Regions from separate parts of the Homo sapiens genome. Here region 2 is linked to region 1. A link is an interaction called in ENCODE POLR2A ChIA-PET data of the cell type or tissue named here. Cell type or tissue: PC-9. All regions are shown on one strand. Links, peaks and the distances in the headings refer to the core of each region. The heading gives the core; the rest is flanking DNA.

Region 1 (5,368 bases), core at 283-5,282:
GTCACTGTAGTGGCTGCACAGTGGGTGTCATTGTGGTTTTCACTTGCATTTTTCTAATGAAGAACACTATTGATGTGAACATCAAGCCATCCCCTCTCTATACTTCCCTGGGCATTGCACCTCTCTGGGCCAAGAGGCACATGTGGTGAACCTAAGCAGCTCAGCAATTATGGTTCTGTAGCTGCACAAAGGAGAAAGCCCATATCCCCAACAGAGAATATGAAAGTGGATGGGTCCATATGGAAGACCATAGCCCCAGTGTGAGAGCCCAGGACACTGGCAGACCAAGGTCCAAGAGCTCAGGTTGGCAGAGACCATCCTTTGGATAGGGTACCCACCAGCTTATTGGTGAAACCTATGGCTTTCCCAGAGACAATTAGTGCACGAAAGGCATTAGGTCTTTCATTGGTTTACTCAATGATATTTTTTGGCTGTGTCCCCACCCAAATCTCATCTTGAATTGTAGCTCCCATAATTCCCATTTGTTGTGGGAGGGACCCAGTGGGAGGTAATTGAATCATGGGGGCGGGCCTTTCCCATGCTGTTCTCATGATAGGGAATAAGTCTTATGAGATCTGATGCTTTTATAAGGTGGAGCTCCCCTACACAAGCTCTCTTGCCTGTCACCATGTAAGACTTGACTTTGCTCCTCCTTTGTCTTCCACCATGATCATGAGACCTCCCCAGCATTGTGAAACTATGAGTCAATTAAACCTTTCCTTTATAAGTTACCCAGTCTCTCAGGTATGTCTTTATTAGCAGGATGAGAACAGACTAATACACTCAACACCACCAACTACCTCCCAAGGACCCAGTTCTGTGACAGACATAAGTAGTTAATGGGCTTTGGTTGGTCTCTAAATTGTAGGCAACCTTCAGAGTACAGTCAAAACTCCTAAGCATGAGGTTCAAGACCTTTCCTGAAGGGGTTCCTAAGACTTTAGATTTTCCCACCACAACCTTCCCACTAGCCCGTGCTCCAGCCCTAAAAAATGACTCATTGGCCCCAACTCACCATCTCTTTCCCGCCTCTTTGTCTTGATCTTCTCCTATGCTTCTTCTCTGGGCCACTAGAGATCTTCTCAGCCAGCCAAAGCACCAATCTTTCCTTCTCTCTTGAAGTCTTCCACCTCCCCACAGGAATAATTCATTGGAGCAAATGCAGTCTGAACTTGTACCCCATATGTGGTTTACAAGGGCCCTGCTGGACTCCGAGTTCCTCGAGGGCGGGATAATTATTACTCATGCCTGGTTTGGAGCATAGAAGGCTCCTCATCAACTGGTCACCCTTGATGGCTTGGGCTGATTTCATCACTATACCCTCCGTTTCTCCATCTGGGGACTGGAAGGCTCACCCCCTCCACCACATGTGGCTCACAAATCACTCCAAATTCTAGAGGTGGCACCTGCTACATTCGAGAAAGTTAAATACGTTGCCACCTTGCCCATCATTACCTGCAAGAGCCATTATCCTTGTGGGAACACATGGCTCAGGAGTTTAAACACTAGAACCAATTAGTTTCTCAGGGTGCGCCATCTTATACATGCCAAACTCAACAAGCTAAGAGCTGGTCCTCGAAGCCTTCTTTTCTTCCTTTTTTTTTTTTCTTGCTTTCTGTTCCGGCAGCACTTACCCATCTGTACTTCCACTGCAGAGCTATTCCCACTGGAAATGCTGTGAAACCTTTCAAATAAAATATTTAACATGTGGATCGGGTGATTTTATGTTGTAAGTTATGAAATCTTTATTTGGGTCCCACCGTTTATTAAACTTCAGGGTTCTTCTTTGGTCTCTAATGACATTACGTTGCATTAGAATTAGACTTTTTTTTTTAACAGGGGGCTGCATTATTTGTTGTGACTTGGTAATGCTAATGTTTAAATTTTGAGGCCTTTTACTGCTGATTAAACCTCTAAAGACTACAGCAGAATTTCCGCTTCACTGCTAGAAGAAAAGAACACGGCGCGGTTCGTGTTGAGGAGATCACTTGAAGAATGTGCGGGAAGGTTGCTGCATTTATGAATAAAGCGAGGCATTATCATTTTTAATAGGAATTAAACAGCTAGAGGGAGAAGTTGGCAATGCTGCGATCAGTGCAAAGGAAAACAATCTAACAATTTTAATTAACTGTATTTTAATAGCTTTAGTTATAATTGAATAATTTAAATACCAAGGGAAACAGTTAAATCTCCTAAAAGCCTTTTTTTATTTACATTTTAAATACAGTTCACGGTGAAGAGATGACAGTATGTGTGCTGGGGGGAGTTTCTGGGGTGACTCCAGGAGCTAGGCAGGCCTGGAAGGGGCAGGTTGGACGCAGAGGGATCATGGTGTTGGGGCTTGCTCGCCTCACCTCTGGGGCTGAGTTGACCTCCTGTGAGGACCAGGGGGCAGAGTGAACAGCCAGGAGTTTTCTGCCTGCCCGGGGCCTGGCACATCTGCTATCGCAGCCCCTCAAGTGAGTGGGAGCTGGAGTGAGTCTTGATACTCACTCAGTGTTCAAGCGATATTTATTGCTAGCCTACAGTAACTACCATCACAGCAGCAATAAACTGGTAGAAATAACAGCTGACACTTACTGAGGGCTTCTGGAATGTTTAGGGCTGGAGATAATGGTAAGAGAGAGAGAGAGGTGGTTTCTGCCCTCCTAGAGTCTTTCAACTGGAGGGAGAGACAGACAATAAACAAATAAACTACCAAAGAAGCCCTGTAAGAATAAATTATGATAAGAGGCCTAAAAGAAACATAATAGGATGCTGAAGTAGAGGATAACAGGATGGTGGGCATAAGTTTAGGTAAGGTGGGCAGGACTGGTCCTTCCCTGGAGAAAATACTGAAGTCCAGGCTTTGAGAAGGGCAAGATGGGAGCTGGTATTGGAGTCTGAGGCAGGTAGAGGTTTCCTGCCAGGTAGAGTGGCATGAGCAAAGGCCCTGGGGTGGGGAAAGGCTGGGGAACATTTTCAAAGACTCAAAAGCAAGGAGGGTGAGGTCGGGTGAAAAACTTGCCAGGGCAGCCTGGGCTGGGGGCAGCCACTGGAAGATGGGAAGCAGGGAAATGATGCCACCTGATGAGTGATTCTGAAAGAACTTACTGCGGGTTTTCTAAGCCTTCTACTGGGGGTGTGACTTCTTTCCTTCTTCACCCTGTGGGTCTGCCCAGGCACCACTACTGGGCCCTTCTTTGGATCTGGTTGGAACAATAGCCCCCAACCACTACCTCACTCCTGCTCTGAGCCTGCAGCCCCTCCTGCCAGAAATCCTCATGCCCTACACATACCCCCTATCCGGGACCTGGCCTTTGTTCTTTATCACTAGGTCTTGACTGCTGGACTCAGTGTGGAATTCAACAGACTCCTCCTAGTGTCTACCCACCCCCAACCATGGAGCTGTGATCCCCCTAACTCCACACAGCTCCATTAACTAAAGACTCTTGATACTGCGTGTCTACCTTGCAGTTGCGTGCAAGATACCTTGTGGCCTGGGCCAAGGAAGCCCATGGGTCACAGCATATTGGCCAACAGCGAACCTCTGGGGGACCAGACCACTGTTCACTCCATGTCCCTTCCTTGCCGTCTCCCCAGCCTGCTAAGAAAGCCCCCTGGAGCCTGGCAGCCACGCCCTTCAGTGCTAATGACCAATCCTGGGAGGGGAAAGCATCCACCAGGCACACAGAGAGGACACGTGGAGATGAAGGTTTGCTCTGCGGGAGCGGCTGGGGTCACAGAAGCCGCTGCTAATGGGCAGTGTTTGGGATTGCCATCCCCCTCCATTAGGAACTGCCAATCCCGCAGCTCCACGCTGCCCTGTGAAGCTAGTGTCCTCTCCTGCTGGGGGAAAGCTGGGCTGTTTCACTAATGGGGACCCCAGCCAGCTAGAAGAACAGCAGGGGGCTGCTGCAGGCTGAGCAATTCATTTCTTCCTCTTGGGAGCCTCACAGGCTCTCTAAAGGGTTTGATACAGGAGGGACGAGCTCAGACTCCAAGTTAAAGCAGGCAGGCTGCATTGTTAGGTCTGGGCCAGGGAGTTTATTTGCAAGATGACTTGGAGAATATTCATCCCAGAGGGGATCGAGGCGGGTGCGAGGTGATGGAAAGTTCTGTGGACACAGAGTCAGGCAGAACTGACATAACGGTGAGAATGAAAACACACCTGTACTGGGGGCTGACTGTGTGCCCAGCACACCACTGTATGCTTGGTCTAATTCAACCCTCAAACCACCGCTGGAGGTGAGTACTATTATCTCTGCTTCACAAAGAGGAAACTAACAACGGAAGGTGCATCAATTTGCCAAAGGCACACGCTGGTATGTGATGGATAGAGGGCCTGCCCCACTCTGCCCTGGTTTTAAACCACCACACTGTGGACATGCTCCAAGCCCAGACCTGGTCTGACACTGGCTGGCCGATGTCCCTCAGCTGCATTCCCCAGGCCATGCACTTACTCCTTTGCCCCACAAACATTTACCCAGTGCCTCTGCTGTGCCTCTCACTAATCTTGTTTTACAGATAAAGGACCTGATATTCCGGGACACAAGCTCCCATATGAAGGCGGACAATCATTTACTACCAGGAAATGTGAGCCAGAGGTCCCACACAGCCCAGTTGCTTCTCTGTGAAGAGTGCAGTACCCACCTAATTCCTACCAGGGCTTCTGGGCTATATCTAGAATCTGAGGCAGGAGAGTCAGGGCAGGGCTGGAGGTCCACTTGGGAGGAGGGCAAAGGAGAAAATGCATTGAGAGACAGAGTCCACAGCCCAGAGAGTCAGGACCTGGTTGAGGGACAGACTCAAATGTGCCTTCCTGCATATAGAAGCCTCAAGCTCAGAGGACACCCTTCTGCAGGGGCAGCCAGGGGCCTGCTCTCAGCTCCCAGAGAGGTCCCTGGAGGGCCAGAGTTGAGCATGGAGGGTGACCAGTTTCTGCTCCAACCCCCTTGCAAGTGTCGTTCCTTAGAGCAGTCTCTGACACTGAGGGAGACTGGAAGAAGGGAAAGAAGAGCTGGCCCGGACAGGGGGACCAGGAGAAAAGGAAGGCCCAGAACAGTGGGTGGCGACGCCACAGGGAGCAGTGTGGGACAGCCACCAGGTGGGCTAGGCACCCAGGTCTCCCCTGCAGGACTGGAGGACGCTCTCCCCCAGCTGCTGGGAGTTGTGAGTGGAGAGTCCTCCACGTCAGCTGTCAGCCCTCTTCAGGAATGGACTAAAGAAAGCTACACTGCCAAGGTCACACCCCTCCCTGGGAAAGCCCACATCCAGTGACTGGCCAACTGGGAGGTAGAAAGGCCCAACCCCTTTGCCTGAACTCAGGGCCACTCTGAAGGGCCATCCTGCTTCAGCGCTCCCCACAGGGTCAGCTGCGGTCTCGCTG
Region 2 (5,368 bases), core at 242-5,241, 380 kb before region 1:
CAGAGATGGTTAAGGGGGCCTAATCAACTGTTGGATGTGGGGGTCAGGGAAAGTGAGGTGTCAAGGATGACCTAGGCATCTCCCCGCAGCCCTCTGGGGGCTTGGATGCCCAGCTTTGCTGAACCAGCAGCTGCCTGCATCAATATGAATTGACCCAGAGCCCAGGGAGCACTGCTCCCCTCCCCCAGGAAGCCCTATCTTGTGGGAGGGCACTGCAGGCCAGCAGGCCACCACCAACTCCGCTCTGTCCCCCTGCTGACCTTTCTCCTTTGTCAGCAGTGCACTCCATCAATGCACCGGAAGGGCCAGTGCGATCCCTCCCAACTGCTCAGGCCAGGGCTGGGGGCAGGGGCTCGCTCTGCCCTCCCTCTTTCAAGGAAGAGGTTTCCTGAACGTCTCCAGAAAGCTGGGAGCAAAGCCACTAAAGCCCTCAGTGCAAATAGGGAGACTGAGGCCTGGTGAGGGGCAGCTCAGAGTCCACCAGACAACTGCAGTCACAGCCTTGAGCAAAGAGCCCACCAGGCATGAGTCATGCCCCTCCTGCTGGCAGAGGGGAGGGAAGAGAGGAAGCCAGAGAGGAGACTGGAGCCAGGCCCTGGGGGATGGGCAGGCACAATCTGGCTGGGGGAGGGGCCTATGAGGTGTGGGAAGGGGCCGAGCGACTGCACCAGCAAGCCCCTGCGCCAAGAAGAGGATCCTGTGGGCTTCAGAGTGGGGCCAGTGGACTCAGGCAGGCCTTGGGTGGTCAACCATCCTGGTTTGCCCACAAGTGACAGGTTTCTGGGACACAGAATTTTCCATGCTAAAACCAGGACGGTCCCAGGCAATCTGGACGGCCACCCTAGTGGGGCTGATGCTGAACTCTGGTTTTCAGTTCAACTACTCTCTGTGTCTCAGTTTCCTCATCTGGAACTCAGAGCTTATAACAGTACCTTGTGTATGGTTGCTGGGAGGTGGGGGAGAGTGACATTAAATAATGTACTTAAAGTGCTTAGCATCCGGCACAGCATCTGATAAAAACCATTAAACAAACGGCAGGTGGCTGCTGTTATTACTCCCAACTGCTAGACTATTCTTACTACTATGAGTACCAGCTAACACATACCAAGTGTTACCCTGCACCAGACTTTCTAAGTACTGTGCATATGTTGCTAATCTAATCCTTACAATACTTAACGGGGAAGGAAGTATTATCATCCCCATTTTCAGATGAGGAAATTGAGGTGTGGATGGGTTAAGCACGCCCAGGCTCTCACACCTGCCAAGCATAGAGCACTGAAAACTACTTTTTCCACTGGAATGATCCCAAAGCCCGGGAGATGCTGGCCAATGTCAAAATGATTATGGTCACACTGACCCAGGGCAAGAACTGGACAAACACACAGGCCACTCTGGAGGTGCCCTGGGGATTGGCAAGCATACCCTGTTTTCAGGGAGACTGAGTCCCTAATCCTTAGCCTGGGTCTTCAAGACCTTCCCCTTCTGGTCCAATCAATCTAATTTATTGAGTTCCAGGGTCTATTTACACAGCAAGAGAAAGGAACGCCCCATGATGTACACACGCCTCCTCCTGGCCCCAGGGGCTCCACTCTTGATCAGGCATGTTTTGCCCACTGCGATTCATTCTGCAACAACACTGCAAAGGTCAGATTCATGCCCATTTCTGAGATGAGAAAAGAGAGGCTTGGAAATGTGCTATGGTCACACAGCTGGATTTAAACTTGTCCAGCTCCGAAGCCTGGGCTCCTCTTGGTTGCTGGTATGACAAAATGAACAGCATGAGGGCAGAGGGCCACACCGCATATGTCTGGGTCGAGTATGGTGCAGGGAGAGGTGAGTACTAGAAAACTCCAAGGAGGGCAGAGCCCCCTCTCTTAGAGCAGGGGAAACTCTGGCAGCTCAAAGAAGGCACCCAAGCACCTAGGGGTGGAGTAGTCAACCTGGACAGGTACTGCACCCAGGGAGAAAAGGGGGAGGGAGACCTGAGGCAGAAGACCATCACCCTGCTGCCTGGAGGGGAGGGAGGTCTTGCAGAGACCCCTCTTTAGACTCAGAAGCTGAGCATGCAATGCCTCCTGTCCCAATCCCTAGGAAGTTCTCAGCGCAAGGAACTGCATGCTTGCAAAGCAATTAGCTTCCAGCACCCAGGAAAAAGGTAGCTGAGGGGGCAGGCAGGCGCTGGCTGAGCAGTGGCCCTGGGAAGCTGGGCCCTGTTATTTTTAGCATCTCAATTCAAGAGGGAGGAGGCCCTCCTTCCCACCAGGTAAATGTCAGCGCCACTGGCAGCCCCAGCCAATTAAAGCAGCTGGAGCCAAAGAGGGAAGACAGAGACTGGTGGCCTCTCCTGCTGGCCCCCAGCAGCTCCTGCAAAGGGCCTGCTCCTGACTCACCTCCTGCATGGCCCTGAACAGGAAACACTGGCTCGGTCTAAAAAGGCTGAGCAGGGGCCTGGTTGGAGTCCTGGCTGGGCCGTGTGACCCTGGTCAAGTCTCATGCCTTCTCTTCTCTGACTCCAGTTCCCCCTCTGGAAAACGCCACCCACCTCCCCACCCCGCCCCAGCCCACTTGATATTATGAGGGTGACATGAGTCAGGGGTTGTGAGGATAAGAGAAGCTTGCCACCCCCTGCTGTGGGGTGGCTGCTTTATTATTCCAGAAAAGAATGGGCTTCCCGAGCAGGAACCTGGGCCATCTGACGGGGCCTGAGCTGGCTGCTGTGCAAACTGCTGGGGGAATTTGCGCAATCCCGGGGACTTGTAGTCCAAGGAGCCCATGGCTGGCGCTCTGCTGATAGGAGAGGCATGAGAGAGAGGCCGCTGCAGGTCAGTGGAGGCTCTGCAAACACAGACCGGCCGAGCCCAGGGCTATGGGGAGGAGCCACACCTGGAGAGGGCACCAGGCACCCAGAGCGCCGGCAGCATGCCTGGCACTGGCATGGCATTTCCTCTGCATCAGGGTATCAGTCAGCTGCAGCCTTGGGAAGGAATAAATATTGTCCCCTCCCTGTCCCCAGCAGGAGGGAAGGAGGCAGAAGGAGGAAAGAAGGAGTTGGTCACAGCAAAGAGAAGGGAGGCGCATCTCTCATTTTATCCTGGGACCCAGGTCCTTAGTCTGTAGTGGGGGCTGCCCCAGGGACCTAATCCCTCATCCTCTCAGGTTGGTCCAGCCTGGCAAACCCCAGAAATCTTAGGTCAGCTCTCCTCCACTGGGGAGAAGCCTTGGGTCCAGCAGCAGCCTTCTGGGCCAACTGCCCCCGAGGTGCTGGGGAAGCCCATACTTCCCTCAGCTCATATCCCCAGCATCAGCTCAAAGCCTCCAGAAGCGGACTCTTCCACTGAGGCACTTCCCTGCTGTGGCTCCCCAGGTGCCTGAAGCTCAGAGGAGATAAAAGGGAAACTGAGGCACAAAAGTGGGGCAGTGATCTACTCAGGGGCATTTAGCAAGTTAAAAGCAAAATATAACCTTCTTTCCTTCTGCCGTCTCCAACCCCCCGGGGGCACCTCCAGCCTCATTTCTTTCCCTGAGCAGTCCTAGCCTCCACAAAGCCCCCATTATCTGCCCCAGTGTGGCTGCCACAGGGTCTTGGCCCAGCTGTTCCCTTTGCGTGGAATGCTTTCAGTTTGGTTCACAGTCTGGTCATTCTTTGGGGCTCAGCTGGCACTCACCTCCTCCAGGAAGCTCTCCCTGACCCCTGAGGCCTTCAGAGCCCCTAGACCCTGGCCCTAGGTAATGCCATGCTGCCTGTGGTCAGCAGCCTCCCAGATGGTTGAGCCTGCTGGACACTCTGCTAAGCCTTGGCAGAGGGGGCTGATGAGGGGAAGGGCAGCCCCTGGTTTCCTGAGTCCACTTTATTTCTTCACTCCCTTGCCCCTTATAAGCCTCACACTAGGCCCTGACTCTGAGGCGTTGCCCCTAGCCCTGACCATTGGGCCTACAAATCCCGGCCTCACTGGGGCTCTCTGGGTAAATGGATGACAGGATAAGCCCTTGCTTGTGGTGGCGAACCTCTCACAGCAGGAGGCAGAACACAAATGCGGCTCCACGGAGCCAGGTCTGCGGGTTCCCGTGCAGCTCTCAGTCCCAGTTCTGGGTGGCTCTCCACAGGTCCCCAGAGCTTCCTTGGCCCTTCAGGGTCAGTCCTGCCTTTCTGCAGATAGAAGGCTCCTATCGCTGCTGCTGGTCCCTGCCCCTGCCAGCCTCTGCACCCCCATGTAGCCTACACAGTTTAGTGTGGCCCTGCACTCAGCTGATAGCCTGAAGCGCCATGTTGGCTACCTTGGGGCATGCCCTCCTATCTCTGGGCCTCAGTTTCCTCATCTGTGCCATGAGTGGGGTGGGTAAAATGATTTCTAAAGACCACTCCTCCCAACACGAGAGAGAGGCTGTGGTTTTGTTTTTATTCCAATAAAGATGTCACGCTTGTGGCCCCACCCAGTGTCTATTACTTGCTGCAAGGTCGCTGAGGCTTCAGACCTAGGAACACAGGCACGGCCAAGGCTGTCCTCTGCCCCAATGTGTGGCCTGGGTGTGTGGCTCATGAACCAGAAAGAGACAAACTCCAGAGCTCAAAAAGAGCCAGTGGGGCAAACATCAGTGGGAGGGAGAAGCGCCCTCAGTAAGTAACACCCAGGAAACTCTTTACAACCTTACACTCCTACCAGAGTGAGCACACACCATCCATGAAGCATGTCCAGGACCCTGGGACGGCCAGAGGGAGACCCAGACCTACCTCTCTTGGGAAAGATGCTGCCTACCTGCTCTAGCCTCTGTACCCACCATGAGGAATGCTGTGTGCCCCCGGGCTGGTCTCTGAGCCTCTCTGATCCCACTGTGTCACTGAGCAACGCCTGCCCCAAGCTCTGAGCTGAGGTCAGGCCCATGGCAGATGGGGTTGGGGGAGGTGTGCAGATTGTGGCACCTGGCTCCATCGTCGGTCGCTTTATCTTGCAGCATTTGAGAAGACTGGCTTTCCCTTTTGGTAGAAAGCCCCAGCGCCTGGTCCAGCAGAGGTGCCTGGGTTGCTGAAGAGGCCGTGGTGGAGCATGAAGGTCCGGCCAGTGGACAAGCCTCCAACCTTGCTCTTCCTGCTGCCACAGTTCCTGGGTGAACTAAGTCTTAGACTGGACCACACCTCACCCTTGCCCTAGCTTGCAAGCTGAGGCCAGCCCTCCTAGCTCTCACAAAGGAGGTGCCACTGCCCTGCAGTCTCTTTTAGCTCCCCACTCCCTGCAGGTTCATGGCCAAACTCTGTGGCCTAGCATTCAAGGCCCTCAGGGGCTGCCTCAGCTGTGGCTGAATGAATCTTCCTCCCCAGCCGGACTGCCCTGACCCATGCCACCCAGTTGTGCAGAGACCCCAGGAAGACCCT

Evidence for each region. Peaks named below come from ENCODE experiments on the same cell type or tissue, not always from the same donor. Only the 100,000 strongest peaks of a DNase experiment are listed, where the experiment ranks them.
Region 2: POLR2A ChIA-PET joins it to region 1 with 12 read pairs; 2 of 35 experiments call an interaction of 5 or more read pairs at or near these places.

The regions. Positions count from the first base shown.
Region 1 is chr10:78,744,750-78,750,117 of GRCh38, reverse strand. No RefSeq gene overlaps it. Among named protein-coding and RNA genes, the nearest start is that of ZMIZ1-AS1, 320 kb to the left of the region's middle. In PC-9, for the core only: no CTCF peak of the experiment used is centred there; no DNase peak of the experiment used is centred there.
Region 2 is chr10:79,124,754-79,130,121 of GRCh38, reverse strand. The region is part of intron 2 of ZMIZ1 (zinc finger MIZ-type containing 1); the gene reads right to left. Among named protein-coding and RNA genes, the nearest start is that of ZMIZ1, 58 kb to the right of the region's middle. RefSeq lists enhancers at 376-670, 71-712, 2,947-3,465. In PC-9, for the core only: a CTCF peak has its summit at 2,732; a DNase peak (open chromatin) is centred at 2,751; H3K27ac peaks cover 2,962 bases.